Linked DNA regions of Homo sapiens: region 2 is linked to region 1. Evidence: chromatin contacts called from ENCODE Hi-C or POLR2A ChIA-PET data. All regions are on one chromosome and are shown on one strand. Each heading gives the region's core, a stretch centred on a gene start or an enhancer-like site at or near the end of the contact. The rest is flanking DNA. Distances are from core to core; before and after follow the strand shown. Region 1 holds the start of VCPKMT (valosin containing protein lysine methyltransferase). Region 2 holds the start of CDKL1 (cyclin dependent kinase like 1).

Region 1 (7,844 bases), core at 3,006-5,505:
CGGAGGTTGCAGTGAGCCGAGATCGTGCCATTGCACTCCAGCCTAGGCGACAGAGTGGGACTCCGTCTCAAAAAAAAAAAAAAAAAAAAAGGTCTCTGATTAGGATGGTCTTTCTTTGGAAGTTACTACAGTGTATTTAGACATGTTTTGTTTTGATTTGTGAAAGGCTTTTCAGGGAGCAGAATCTCATTAATCATAATTAAATAGTACACCTTCATTTAGCTGAAGTACCCATCATGCCCCAGGCACTATGGTTGGTGCTAGAGACACAGAAATAAATACACACTCCCTGCAGAAAGCTTACAATTTAATGGGGGAAGATAGATAAACCAATAGTTGATACAGTCTGACAAATGCCATGGTAGAAGTATCGATCACAAATTGTGATAAAGGTTTATCTTATACTGTGAATTGTGGTTAAACTAGTCTTTTTCTCCCCCAGAGTCTTTCTTTAGTTCATGTGGTAGTTTACATAAACTAAGTGAAGAGCCCCTGATTCCTCCTCCTCTTCCTCCTCGAAAAAAGTTTGATCATGATGCTTCAAATTCCAAGGTAATCAACAGGACTTTACTCCAACTTATTCAAAGTTGTGAATCTTCAAAATAATGCCTAGTGTTATAAAGAGTCTGTGAATTATACTTTGGCTACCATTTATGGTTTTTCAGCATTTGGGTTGTTATATTTGAAAAATACTTTTAGTTGTTTAATCCTTATAAAAACCTTTTCTAAATAAGAGGCTGGGCCGGGCGCAGTGGCTCATGCCAGGCGGGTAGATCACCTGAGATCAGGAGTTCGAGACCAGCCTGGTCAACATGATGAAACCCCATCTCTACTAAAAATACAAAAAATTAGCTGGGTGTGGTGGCGGGTGCCTGTGATTCCAGCTACTGGGGAGGCTGAGGCAGGAGAAGCGCTTGAACCTGGGAGTTGGAGGTTGCAGTGAGCCAGGATCGTGCCACTGCACTCCAGTCTGGGCAACAATTGCAAAACTCTTGTCTCAAAAAAAAAAAAAAAAAAAAAAAAGGCTGGTTGGGAGGCTGAGGCAGGCAGATCATCTGAAGTCAGGAGTTCAAGACCAGCCTGGCCAATATGGTGAAACCCTGTCTCTACTAAAAATACAAAAATTAGCCGGGCATGGTGGCGGGCACCTGTAATCCCAGCTACTCAAGAGGCTAAGGCAGGAGAATCACTTGAACCTGGGAGGTGAAGGTAGGTTGCAGTGAGCCAAGATCGCACCATTGCACTCCAGCCTGGGCGACAGAGCAAGACTCTGTCTCAAAAACTAAAAATAAAAATAAAAAAATAAAAAAGAGGCTGGAAGTACATTTTCTTTCTGGTACAGGTGGAAAAAAACTTCAGTAGTATTCCAAGTATTCTTCAAACTTTCAACTAATGCTTCTCAAAATTTTAAGGGTGCATCAGAATTACCTGAAAGGCTTGGTAAAATCAGACTGTGGAGCCACACCTCCAGAGTTTCTGATTCAGTAGTCTAGGATGGGGCCCAAGAATTTGCTTTTCTAACAAGTTCCCTACTGATGCTGATGTTGTTGGTCTCTGGATCACACTTTGAGATCTACTGCTCTAAGCCTCACTGGAGAAAGTAGCAGTAGATGCCCAGTAAGCAGAAGCTAGACATTAAAGTCCTCTAGACATCATGTCCTTTCATGTCTATAAAGCAATAAATTATTGTCACTTACCTACTATTATAATTAAAATACATAAATTTCTGAAATGTATACACAAAGCAAGATAAAGAGTTAGGACCTAAGACTTAAATTAAAACATCTCATATATAAAAATATTAAACCCAGCCCTGAATTAATCTAGGAGTACTCATAATCTGATAATTAACCCAGATTAGTTTATTTTGAGCCTCTGAATTTAACTTGACAAGTAAGAATTTTTCAGACTTAAAAATTTTTTTTTTTAATTTTTCAGAATAGAGGTATAATTTAATTACTTTTTTTTTTGAGGGAAATATGAAATCTGATGATGATCCTCCTGCTATTCCACCGAGACAGCCTCCTCCTCCAAAGGTAAAACCCAGAGTTCCTGTTCCTACTGGTGCATTTGATGGGCCTCTGCATAGTCCACCTCCGCCACCACCAAGAGATCCTCTTCCTGATACCCCTCCACCAGTTCCCCTTCGGCCTCCAGAACACTTTATAAACTGTCCATTTAATCTTCAGCCACCTCCACTGGGGCATCTTCACAGAGATTCAGACTGGCTCAGAGACATTAGTACGTGTCCAAATTCGCCAAGCACTCCTCCTAGCACACCCTCTCCAAGGGTACCGCGTCGATGCTATGTGCTCAGTTCTAGTCAGAATAATCTTGCTCATCCTCCAGCTCCCCCTGTTCCACCAAGGCAGAATTCAAGCCCTCATCTGCCAAAACTGCCACCAAAGACTTACAAACGGGAGCTTTCGCACCCCCCATTGTACAGACTGCCTTTGCTAGAAAATGCAGAAACTCCCCAATGACCTTAGCCATATGTAGTCATTGACACTGGAATGGTATTTGTAAAGTTTTTTTTTTAATTTATTCAAAAAAAGACATAGTATTTTAGTACTTTTTACAAATAATGCTCTTACAAAAATGCTACTGATCAAATAAGCTTTTAAGAATTGGAAAAATAAAAATACAAAAGTCCTTCACCATTATCCTCAGGTGATCAGTAGCATTGCCTTGTCTTGGATCCTCAGTGCTGCCAAAAGGCCAGTATAAAGAATTTATATTTGCACTGTAAACTCTGCAAAAATATGGTTTAAAGTGACATGATTGCACTGAAAAGGGATAGTGCTTTTGTGAAATTTTTCAAATTTGAGTAATAGATGCCTTTTTAAGGCAGTGAATTTACACAAATATGGGAGGGGTATATGGTGTTACTGATTTTTAAACCTCTTTGACCATCTTCTAGTTTTTACTTCTAGTTTTTACATCTAGGAGAATTGTGAATAACACCAACTGTTCTTAAACTCTTTAATGCCATGTCTTAAATGCCGGTATTTGCTGCTGAAGACAAAAATGAAAAGTAGGATGAAAATAATAGAATGGCACTGTAAGTGTTTATTATTTTGTCAAAATGTAAACAAAGACTACATAACCCAATGATGGAGGGAAAAAGGGCATGTATCTCATTCAGATGTGCCTTTTGTTTTTGCAGACTATGACGTCTTTAGCTAATGAATTGCCTATTGTTATGGAAAACAGTTAATATGCCATGTATGTACAGTTTTGTTTATATTGTATATTTAAAGATACTGCTAATAACCTATATAAATTTAAGTGACTTGAGGCCTATAATACAATCTGCTACTTTACTAATTCATAAATTCAAAAAAAATTCTATGGCATAGGAACCAACTGCCTTGCCTTCAAGACCTAGTAACTTTCTCTATAAATCTCGTGTTAACTGAAATTTTTTTTAAATATATTTTTTAGATTGGTAATATTTAAACCAGCAAATACTTAAAGCTTTATTAAACATTTTAATCAGATAAGTGAGTAAAGCTTTTATTTGCCATTTGGATGCCTTCGTTCAAAGTGATAGAGTGTTTTGCTGATAGTGCTGTAGCAGCAGTTGTAAAGTAGCCAAAAGCCACGTTGTTTATTTACTGGTTTGTGGCCTTTTACTGTGCTTTGTATCAGAGTTCTTAACAAGATTAATAAATCACCCCAGTCTTAATTTTTAAAAGACTTTTAAAATATGTGTTTTCATTATAAGGAACAAAGGGGGAGATTGTTGAGTCCTATAGACACACACACACACACACACAATTTTTTCTTCACTGTTAAATGTGAGCTGCAGGCTTCTAGCAACCACTTTTATGAATTCATACAAAAAACTAGGAGCATACTAGGAACTTGAAAAGGAAGATTGTAAGATTATAGCCATCTTTGGTAGGATCTTGGAAGCTGATTGCATTTAAGCCTTGTAACTACTATGTAAATCAAGTGTCCAACTTGGTAAACTCTGAGGTTGGCTTTGTTTTTTAAAGAGCAGATTATAATAGTTTTGTCTGGGAAAGTGATTTAAACGGCCTCTTCGTTAAGCCAAACGTGTGATTTAGGGTAGAGGGAGGCTGCCAAGCGCGTCGGGTAAGCAGGGGCCCCACGCTCGGCCCCGCCCAGGTAACGCTGCCTTCCGGGCTTTGTTAACTCGCGCGCGCTGCGTCGCCAACTCAGCGGCGGGCAGGGGGCGGAGCCGCAGGGCGGGGCGGTGCGCGTTGATGTGACGTCCCTGCGCGCGCCGCTTTCTGTTGCCGGGCGCAATGGCGGATACGCTGGAGTCCTCGCTGGAGGACCCACTGCGGAGCTTTGTGCGAGTTTTGGAGAAGCGGGATGGTACAGTGCTACGACTACAGCAGTATAGCTCCGGTGGCGTGGGTTGCGTTGTGTGGGACGCTGCCATTGTCCTTTCTAAATACCTGGAAACGCCCGAGTTTTCTGGCGACGGGGCCCACGCGCTGAGCCGGCGGTCGGTGCTGGAGCTGGGTTCGGGCACCGGGGCCGTGGGGCTCATGGCTGCTACCCTCGGGTAAGAGCTGGCGGGCGGGCGGGATGTGGGGGCGCCTTCTTGCTGGGGAAATCCGGATTACAGGCTTTCCCCCCTGTGCCTACACCTCAGTCGACGTTATTTTATAGGGCTGATGTTGTAGTCACCGATCTTGAGGAATTGCAAGACTTGCTGAAGATGAATATTAATATGAACAAGCATCTTGTCACTGGTTCTGTTCAAGCCAAGGTACTGAAATGGTTTGTATGGCCTTTCAGCTTGTTTTAAGATATTGATTTGTAGTTTGTTTTGAATTGCGTTTCATTAAAAGGATGGAAGGGGACTTTCCGGTTCTTTATAAAACAAGAGTATTTTGAATTATTAAAACAATTGAAATATTTGTTTGGCATTTTTAAGGGGGGAAGAAATAGAAGGCTTTCCTTCTCCACCCGACTTCATACTGATGGCCGACTGCATATACTATGAAGAGGTAAGTATCCAGTGAGCGAAGTCTCTTCACTTAGAAGATGAACCTTATTCCATGAATTCTAAAGCACACGTTTCTTCACATTTTAACATCTTTGAATCCGGGATTTGCCTTATAGTTGATGCAGTAAAGAGAAGATAAAAGTCACCAGGGACCATATGTATATACGCTCATCATTATCATACCGACCTGGTGAAGCATGTTGAGAAAAGTGTTATATGCATTTTACTAGAGGCTTCTGTAAAAATTTTAAAGGATTTTGCCAATTGGATGTTATGAAAAGCCAAAATCCTCTCTTTTTCCCTTGGTTGTTCCCACGGAACATGTTAACCATGACATTGAGAATTAAGTTATAAATAATTCATTGTTCTTTTCTTTAAATACCAGTTTGGGCCGGGCGCGGTGGCTCACGCCTGTAATCCCAACACTTGGGAGGTCAAGGCAGGTGGCTCACCTGAGGTCGGGAGTTCGAGACCAGCCTGACCTACATGGCAAAACCCTGTCTCTACTAAAAATACAAAATTAGCCAGGCGTGGTGGTGCATGTCTGTAATCCTAGCTATTTGGGAGTCTGAGGCAGGAGAATCGCTTGAACCTGGGAGGCGGAGGTTGCAGTGAGCCGAAATCATGCCATTGCATTCCAGCCTGGGCAACAAGAGCAAAACTCTGTCTCAAAAAAAAAAAAAAAAAAAAAAAACATCAGTTTGTATAGTGTTGTGGGCATCGATTATTTTAAAAATAATTAGCATTGAACCAAGTTAGGGTCAGATTTAACTTTTGTAGGGAAATCGTTGATTATTTAAATCCCAAATTAGATTAAATAAAATTAAACTTTTAAGAGTAAGGTTGATTCCATTTGTTTCCCATGAGAACTCCAAAATGCAGTCATCTGAATCCTTTTTCTGGAAACCAAAATCAGTACATGGTTTAGTTAACAGGAGCTTACCCAATCATTAGTTACAGAGGGGTTTTTGTTTGTTTGTTTTTGTTTTAAGATAGGGGTCTTGCTCTGTCACACATGTTGTAGTGCAGTGGAGTGATCATAGCTCACTGTAACCTCGAGCTCCTGAGGCTCAAGTAATCCTCCCATTCAGCCTCCTCAATAGCTGGGACTATAGGTGTGCACCAGCATGCTGGCTAATTTTTAAATTTTTTGTAAGGTGTTGCGGGGGGTGGTTTGTCTCTCGCTGTATTCTCCAGGCTGGTCTTCAACTCCTGCTTTCAAGCGATCTTTCCACCTCTGCCTTCCAAAGTGTTGATATTACAGGTGTGAGCCACTGCACCTAGCCTAGAGCTTTAATTACATGTGCTTTGTTGGATTGATTCAAAGATGGATAAATTGTAGGGGAGCTATAAATACCCCTGTACCTCCTCAACCTACTTTTAGAGTAGAAAAATTTTTAAATCAAAAACAAAAAATATATTCTTTTTTAAATAGTCTTTGGAGCCATTGCTGAAAACTCTAAAAGATATCAGCGGATTTGAAACTTGTATTATATGTTGTTATGAACAACGAACAATGGGGAAAAATCCAGAAATTGAGAAAAAATATTTTGAGGTAAGTATTAAGTACTCTATTATCTTTGTAGTGATTTCCCTTCAGGGGGGCTGTATGTGACTCTTCAAGTATATTATGGTAATTTTGGGTGGGGAAAACATGCTGTTTGTGTGAAGCTGAGGAAAGGATCTTCACAGCCCATGATTCTACGAAGCTCCCCTTTTTCATCTTTTCTGATACTTTATTTCATTTCTAATTAGTTGATCTATGGCTACAGAAGAATGTTAATACGGGTGCCACTCCTTTTTAAGAACAGTTTTCAGTGTTTATTAAACATGATGCTGCCTTTGGGGAACATCTCAATGATGTATGTATTACCTTTGGAGAATACGTGATAGAAATGTGCAGGTGATAAGTTGTTTTTGTTTTGAGACAGGGTTTCACCCTGTAGCCCATGCCGGAGTGCAGTGGCACAGTCAGGGCTCACTGCATCCTCAACCTCCTGGGCTCAAGTGATCCTCCTGCCTCAGTGTCACCCCCCCCCCCCCCCGCCCCCAAGTAAGTGGGACTATAGGCATGTACCACCACACCCGGCTAACTTTTTGTATTTTTTTGTAGAGATGGGGTTTTCCCATGTTGCCAAGTGATAAGTTTTTACTTCTGTGTTTTTCTCTACATATTTATGAAACCTCCAACCTAGATACCTGTCTATTTTTAGGGTCTTTTTTTTTGTTTTTTAAACTTTTTGTCTGAAATAGTTAGAAAAGACTTACAGGAAGTTGCAAAATATAGTATATAGGGTTTTATGTATCTGTCACTCTTCTTCCCCTAGTGATCACCCAAACCCTTATATGGGCACAAATCTATCACATTGTGAGTGACTCCTTTTGAGGGTACATCTATATAGGCCTGCAGTTTTGTCTGCTGGAAGGACTACTTTGGTTTAATGAGAAAGCAGGTATATGACTGCCTCAGGTAACAAATACTAAAATGTTTGTTTATTTTCATGTTTTTCTTGAATATGAAAAATGTTCATGAACTTTTGAAATGATGCATAATGAAAATTTCGTACTGTTAAACAGCTTTTATTGGGGTAAAGCATATGTAAAATGCATATGTATCAGTCAAGTGCTGAGCTTAATTTTTCATATGTATACACCCAAGTAACTACTTACCAACATAAAGATAGAGGACATTTTCAGGATCTTGGAAGGTTTGCACACTGCCCTTTCCCAGGCAATACTCAAAAGGTAACCACTGACCAGGCGCGGTGGCTCACGCCTGTAATCCCAGCACTTTGGGAGGCCGAGATGGGCAGATCATGAGGTCAGGAGTTCGAGACCAGCCTGGTCAACATGGTGA
Region 2 (7,844 bases), core at 2,131-4,630, 280 kb before region 1:
ATACAAACTGCAAAGAAAAGATCACTATTAGCAGAATATAATGCTGTTTCACTTTGCACTGGCTTGAGAAAAAGCCCCCACATAACAGACCATTTCTGAGATTCCCAAGAGCTATACTTTCCAGGAGTTATATACTTCTTTGATACCAAAACCAGTGTCGCACCTGCCAAGGGAAAGGACTGTCAGTTTGACTAGTCTAGAGGCCACGTTACCTTCTCTCTTTTGTGCTAAGTGGTGACAGCCGACTGTTCATCTCCCTTTTAAAGTTGTTCTCTAATATTTTATTTCAAATTCCTCCAAACAAAACAACTTGCAGCTGCAAGTCATGCTAGCTTTCTGGTTCACTGCCTACTTGGGCATAAATAACCAGTACACTGGCTCCTACTTTAACTACCACTAGGCCTGGCACAGTTCCAGGCTCTTTGGGTACTGACGTTGTGGAGTCCATAAAGTTAATTTTCCAGACAAACTTGATTTAACCTGGTATGAACTTCAGACGATGCAGCTCTGGGGAAATTCACACTGACTTTCTCACTTCATTTCAAAATATTTTTTTTAATTGTCAAAAAGAAACATTCATGAACATAGACCATATTCTTTCTGGGTCATAAAACAAAATAAAACATTTCAAAGAATTTAAGTCATATAAACTGAGTTCTCTGAAAATAATGGAATTAAACTAGAAATCAATAACAGATATCTTTAAAAATCACCAAATAGTTGGAAATTAACACACTACAAAAATAACCCATGAGTCAAAAAGGAAGTCACAAGGAAAATATTTTTGGGCCAGGCATGGTGGCTCACATCTATAATCCCAGCACTTTGGGAGCCAATGCGGGAGCATCATTTGAGGTCAGGAGTTCAAGACCAGCCTGGCCAACATGATGAAACCCTGTCTGTACTAAAAATACAAAAATTAGCTGGGCATGATGGTGCATGCCTGTAGTTCCAGCTACTTGGGAGGCTGAGGTGGGAGAATCGCTTGAACCTGGGAGGCGGAGGTTGCAGTGAGCCGAGATCACACTATTGCACTCTAGCCTGGGTGACAGAGTGAGACTCCATCTCAAAAAAAAAAAAAAAAAAAAAAATATTTTGAACTGAATGAAAATGATGATACAACATATTAAGATTTCTGTGATGTATTTAAAGTGGTGCTTACAGGAAAAATTATGGCATTAAATGCTTATATTAGAAGGCGGGGTGCAGTGGCTCATGCCTGTAATCCCAGCACTTTGGGAGGTTGAGGCAGGCAGATTATCTGAGCTCAGTAGTTGGAGACCAGCCTAGGCAATATGGTGAAACCCTGTCTCTACAAAAAACACAAAAATTAGCCAGGCGTGGTGGCACACCTACTTTGGAGGCTGAGGCAAGAGGATCGCCTGAGCCTGGGAGGCAGAGGTTGCAGTGAGCCAAGATCACACCACTGCACTCCAGCCTGGATGACAGAGCAAGACTGTCTCAAAAAAAAAAACAAAAAAAATTCTTCCAAACATTTAAGGAATTAATAATACCAATTTAATGTAAACATCTCTAGAAAATAAAAGGGAAGATAAACACTTCCCAACTCATTTTCTGAGATCAGCATTATCCTGATGCCAAAATTAGCAGATATTACAAGAAAACTATACATCAATATCTCTCAAAACATGAATGTAAAAATTTCCAATAAAATATTACTAATCAAATCCAGCAATACATTAAAATGATAAAATCATAAATAAGTTGGGTTTATCCCAGGAACAAAAGGTTGGTTCAACATCTAAAAATCAATATAATTCACCGTATCAACAGACTACATAAAAACAATTAGGTGGTGCACACCTATAATTCTAGCTACTCAGGCCTGGCAGAAGTGGGAGGATTGCTTAGGCCCAGGAGTTCAAGGGTACAGTGAGCAGTGATAACACTACTGCACTCCAGCCTGGGTGACAGAGCGAGACTCCCTCTCAATTAAAAAAAAAAAAGAAAAGAAAGGAAAAGGAAATGATCACCTCTAGATGAAGAAATGCATTTGATAAAATTCAACATCCATTCATAATTTTAAAAAGCAAACAAAAACACTAAGCAAACTAGGAATGAAAGTGAACTTTCTCAACCTCCTATTAATAAAAGGCTTCTGTGTTAGATACATATGGTTGCATAACAAATTACCCCAAAACATAATAGCAAACATATTTCAGTTTCTAGAGGTCAGGAACCCAAGTATGGCTTAGCTGGGTGCCCCTGGCTCAAGGTCTCTCACAAGATTGAACTTACATTGTCATCTGGGGCTACAATCTCATCTGAAAGCTCACTGGAGTTGGGGTGGTGGGGGAGATCCTCTATCCTCAAAAGGCTACATACGGTCTGATTCCATTTTCATGACATTCTGGAAAAGGCAAAACTATAGAGACAGAAAACAGATCAATGGTTGCCATTTGCAAACAATTTCTGTTCACAGACCACCTCTAGGCCATCCTTGTACTGGGTTTCCAGGGCAGCCACCAGCCCTCTCTCCTCAGCTCCAGGCTCCTTTCTGAACCCTTCCTGGGTTTACATTTAGTAGCATGCTGCTTGACACGGGATTGGCCCCTGTTTCATAGACACTGTGTTAATTTTCTCTCCTCGGGTACTGCTTCCAGGACAAGTACCCGCATTGATGCTGGCACTGGGAACGGGACGGATGATAAAGTGTGAGGCACTCTGCCCAGTGGCAACTGACATGATTTCATAATTTCCCCAGGTCCATCCGCTTCCCGCCAGTGTGCTCAGATTTGAGCAGTAGGAGTCCGTTGGGAGAAAGATGGGGGAAAGGAACCAAAAACAATTAAGGCAGACTCTGTAAGCTTCCACCTCCCACACCAGAAAAGTCCCACAGCAGAAGACTGCCGTGGAACCTTCCCTACTGTAGAGGAAAGTGCTGACTTTAAGCAATTTCTGCAGTCACGCCTTCCTCTTCTTTCCTTTCTCCCTCTCATTCATTCACTGACGCCGCAGCACTGATCAGCACAGACACAGAAGATGCCTCCAAGGGACCAAAGGGAATAACCGCGGTTCTGAGGTGTGGGGACTGCTGTTGCAGGGAAATGTGGACCGCTCAGGAGGGGCTCCTAGCGCAGGCGTCTTGCTCCGCAGACGCGGTTACAGCTGCGCTTTGCACGGCCTGCGGAAGTTTGCAAATCTAGCAGGTCTGCTCTCCCGGCAGCAGGACTCGGCCCGCGGTCAGGACAGCTCCCATGGACGGAGGGCGGCCCTCCGAGGCCTTTCCCTGCAGCCGGGAGGGCGGCCGGGCTGGGCCGGGCCGGGGGTGGGAAGCTGGGGCGCGGCGGCCCCGCCCAGGCAGACCCGGGGCGGGAGCCGGTTCCCATAGGGATCGCGGGCCGAGCCACGCCGAGCCGAGCTGGGCGGAAGAAGGCGAGGCGGGAGCCAGGCCCGTCCCTGACCGCCGCGGCGCCGTGAGTCCCGGGCGGGCAAGGAGGCGCGGGCCGTCCCTGGCCAACACGTGGCACCGCTCCATGCTGCGCGGCGCGGCTGAGGTGCACGTCCGGGCGCGGGAGGGTTTTCCCAGTCCCGGGGGCGTGGGGCGCGGGGCGCGGGTTGGTCTCCTGCGGCCAAGCCTCGCCGCCGCCTCCGCGGGGAGCCGGGAGGTGTCTTCTTGCCGCAGGGAAATGAGACCCGAAATTAGAACCGGGGAAGCCCTTAGCCCTCCCCGTACTCCAGCCAGCTCAGGTGTCTTAGATCGGATGAACGATAACGTTAAAAAGATAGCTTATCTTACAGCTCGGCTCGTTTTAGGATGGCAAGTTACATTTTAACTTACAGGGTATTTAACGGGCGATTAAAATCGGGTTACTGGAGGCAGCTAACTCTAGGCTGTTACTCCTGATCGCGTTGCCATTGCCGACACGGGTACACTCTTCATTCCTTAACATGTGCTGTTCTGTTCTAGGACCGTGACAAACACTCATCGTTGGGTGGGGCTCTAGTGCAGTCCGTTGGTGCCAATATTTTATAAGCGACGTTTTCAAACTATGTGAAGATCCTTTCTTTTCTTTTCTTTCTTTCTTTTTTTTTTTTTTTTTTTTTTTTTTTTGAGACGGAATCTCGCTCTGTCGCCCGGGCTGGAGTGCAGTGGCGCGATCTCGGCTCACTGCAACCTGCGCCTCCCAGGTTCACGCGATTCTCCTGCCTCAGTCTCCTGAGTTGCTGGGACTACGGGCGCCCATCACCACACCCGGCTAATTTTTTGTATCTTTAGTAGAGACGGAGTTTCAGTATGTTGGCCAGACTGGTCTCGAACTCCTGACCTCAGGTGATCTGCCCGCCTCAGCCTCCCAAAGTGCTGGGATTACAGGCGTGAGCCACCATTCTCGGCTGAAGATCCATTTTAAGAAGATTTATTCCTCTATGATGGAGAAGTATGAAAAAATTGGGAAAATTGGAGAAGGATCCTATGGAGTTGTTTTCAAATGTAGAAACAGGGACACGGGTCAGATTGTGGCCATCAAGAAGTTTCTGGAATCAGAAGATGACCCTGTCATAAAGAAAATTGCCCTTCGGGAAATCCGAATGCTCAAGGTAATTGATTCACTTTTCCTTTTTTTTCTTTTTCGAGACAGGGTTTCACTCTGTCTCCCAGGCTGGAGTGCAGCCATGTGATCATAGCTCACAGCAGCCTGGAACTCCTGGGCTCAAGCCATGCTTCTGCCTCAGCCTCCTGAGTAGCTGGGATTACAGGTTCTAGCCACTGCTCCGGGATCCACTTTTTCTTTAAAGTGAATTTTTAGGGATGAAAGAAATAAAGTGAGTCATGTTATGTTAAAAGAATGTCATGGGACATGGTTATATCTTACTTCATAGCCTTTTGACTTCAGTGACACAAATGGGATATCTGTGCACAAGTCACTAATTATATAATGAACTAGAAAGCAGAGACAAAAGTGCCAGGTAAGGTGGCATTCACTTTTAGAGATGCTGTGGGATATTTATTTTTCTTCCCCATAATTTCTCTCCCACCTGTAGACCTGGGTTTTCAAGGACCATTACAATTTGATAGTATAGGAATGTAAGACAATTCAATTTTGCTGGCATTGTTGATTTTTAAACTTCTAAGGTATTTCCTATTGGTATACTCAGTCTATTAAGAGAATTAACATTTACCTGTTTTCAAACTGCTAGGAAGCTCACAGATTCTCATTACACCTCATATGTATTTACTGCTGAGCATCATCATGTCCCGTTTCTAAAAAGAAGCGTTTTTCTTAAAGAAGTGAAATGATCACTTTCTAATTTTTTTTAACATTTTTTAGAGATGGGATCTTGCTATGTTGGCCAGGCTGGTCTCGAGTTCCTGGCCTTAAGTGATCCTTCCACCTTGGCCTCCTAAAGTGGTGGGATTACAGGCATGATCCATCGAGCCTGGCCTGATCACTTTTCAAATGTTTATTAGTTAACCCTAAAAATAACATGATATCAGAGGGGGGAAAGGTATTTATTACAAGCTGAAAGTGTGTTTTTCGCTAATGGAGAGACTACTTTACAGAACTTCTGTGAAGGTAAAATCCAAATCGCAATGTGAAAGGTGACATGTAATGAATATGGTGGAGGTCAACTTTGTTTCAGTTATGGCCTCTCTGTTCTGACCTGTATAACTACTATGTGACAAGGGAAGAGCTACTTGATGAGAGACAGATGAATGAAACTTCCAGGGGATTTACTATTATTCTTGCTTCTCCATTTTCTCCAGATCACTCTACAAATCTTGTGCCCATGGATAAGTGTGTGGGGTCACTTCTAGATAAGGAACCTAAATGGAAAGTAGCAAGCTTTGGATAAATTGGAATGGGTGGGTAACAGGGCAACTTCTCTATTTAGGTTTGGAATGTTCTTAACCAACAGGATATTATCTATTGAGAGGAGATGCTTCCAAAGCCCCGCAGGGGAGTGCTCCCATGGGCAGGGGTGAGACCTGCAGTGTTTTGACCATCCCCCTGCCCGGGTCACCCTACCCTTACCCTCTCTGTACACAGGGAGAGGCTGTTGGGCATTTTCACTTCCTCAGGCTTTCCCAGGGGAGGAGGTGATCATTACATTTCAAAGGGTTCATTTACCTGAAAGAAAATCTGTTTCTTGCAGAAAGATACTCTTTTTCTGATTCTGAAGATTACTTTTGTGAATGCTCCTTTCAAATCTCTCACTACACTTTATCAATACTACATTAACAGTGATAGCTCCCCAAATTCATTGAGTTCTTCTGGGATGGAGACCTTGCCTCTGTAGCTCTATATCCCCAAAGCACACTAGTTGGCACATCTAGGCCTCCAAAAAATGTCATTGTTGGATTGGAAAAAAAAGTTAACAAAATAAACTCTTAACAAAGGTGGATGTTGCCAATAAATGGGGAAGTCAAATGTGTTCTCTTATCTGAATATTGATATCCTCCAAAGGATGGGGTTGTGTACACATGAGCCTGATTTCAAAGCATGCAGCACCCCACTCTCCAAATTAAGTGCACAGATGTAGACACCACTGATCTCTATGAAATGGTGGGACTAGATTATAGGTAGAGTCTGTTCTTTAAAGCTGTAACTTTTCAGAGTTGTGTGATATTCCTAACACATAATACGTACTAGGCTGGGCATGGTGGTGCGTGCCTGTGGTCCTAGCTACTAAGGAAAGAGGCCAAGGCAAGAGGATGGCTTAAGCCCAGCAGTTCAAGGCTATGGTGAGCTATGATTAGGCCACTGTATTCTATCTAGCCTGGGTGACAGTGAGACCCTGTCACTTATAAAATAAAGATACTTAATAAATATTTGTTGAGTAGGTGAATTGAGGGTATGGTAAATGAACATTTTATTTTCTCCATTTATGGATTCAGTAAATACTCATAGAGCCCCAGTTGTGCCTAAAACGATGTTTATGCAAAGTTGTACACCCTGTCTTTCAGAAGCTCAGCTCTTGGAAGGGAGGTAAGTTGAATTGCCCTTTGGCTCTCACCCCTTATAGACTGGGTTCCCAGTGAGCAGGGCATGTGTACCCTTGCCTGGTAAGAACTCTTTAGGTGCTTGTTGAATGGTGAAAATAAAGTGATTGGAGGCATGTTTGAGCTGAACTTTGAAATGTTTAGGGAAACGTGGAATGAGAGATAAGGCATTTCAGGCAGACACTCTATCCTAGGAAAAGGTGCATAAGTAGAAAGCACCCTATATTGAGGGAACACAGGTAATAACCCAGTGTCTTAGCCAAGATGCCCAGTGGGTGCTAACAGGCCAGGGAGAGAAGGAAGGGGGAAGCCAGGGTCCGGCAGGATCAAGTCATATTCTAGATTTCTTCTGAAAGAAGAGCACATAGGAATCTAATGATTGGATGAGAAATCAAGAACAATTTCAAGGTTTTTGACTGATTGACTGGAAGAATGAGGAGATTGTTCACTGTGATAGAGAGACCCAGGTGCAAATGTGGGGGAAAGGAGATGAAGAGCTCTGTTTTGGACAGGTTAAGTTTGAGTTGTGAACCCAAGGAGACTTGTAAAGTAGGCAGTTGACTACACAAGTCTGGCATTCAGGGGAAGTCCAGGTTGGAGACAGAGTTGGGGGACATAAGCATATCGATGGTATTTAAAGCTGTGGGACCGGAGGAGGTCACCATGTGGGATGGAGGGACAGGTACTAAAGGTGGAAGCTTGGTGTACCCAGCCTTTGGGGGTCAGGAAGATGAAAAGGAACCGGCAAGGGAGGCAAGAAGAGGCGATCTGCATGGTAGGAAACCCCATAGAACAATGTTCTTTCATTATTATTATTATTATTATTATTATTATTATTATTATTTCTTTTTTGGAGACAGTCTCACTCTGCTACCCAGGC

What was found. Hi-C counts contacts between places; a loop is a spot of excess contacts on that map. ChIA-PET counts read pairs that join two places held with the same protein, here RNA polymerase II (POLR2A). Pooled maps may share reads with other maps.
Region 2: a loop to region 1 is called in a pooled map, with 4 times the contacts of the local background. The contact joins the promoter of CDKL1 here to the promoter of VCPKMT in region 1. A Hi-C loop is called at or near these places in 2 of 50 pooled maps. POLR2A ChIA-PET finds 5 or more read pairs at or near these places in 2 of 52 experiments (Panc1 and T-cell).

The regions. Positions count from the first base shown.
Region 1 is chr14:50,112,983-50,120,826 of GRCh38, reverse strand. VCPKMT (valosin containing protein lysine methyltransferase) reads left to right here and starts at 4,255. Exons shown (of 6, transcript NM_024558.3): 1 at 4,255-4,540; 2 at 4,648-4,758; 3 at 4,916-4,988; 4 at 6,423-6,542. The coding sequence starts at 4,275. It overlaps SOS2 (SOS Ras/Rho guanine nucleotide exchange factor 2), which reads left to right. Exons shown (of 23, transcript NM_006939.4): 22 at 443-552; 23 at 1,974-3,697. The coding sequence ends at 2,483. RefSeq lists an enhancer at 4,259-4,318.
Region 2 is chr14:50,392,417-50,400,260 of GRCh38, reverse strand. It overlaps CDKL1 (cyclin dependent kinase like 1), which reads left to right and starts at 3,380. Exons shown (of 10, transcript NM_004196.7): 1 at 3,380-3,437; 2 at 3,932-4,560. The coding sequence starts at 4,393. RefSeq lists silencers at 3,062-3,287, 3,227-3,676 and an enhancer at 2,969-3,468.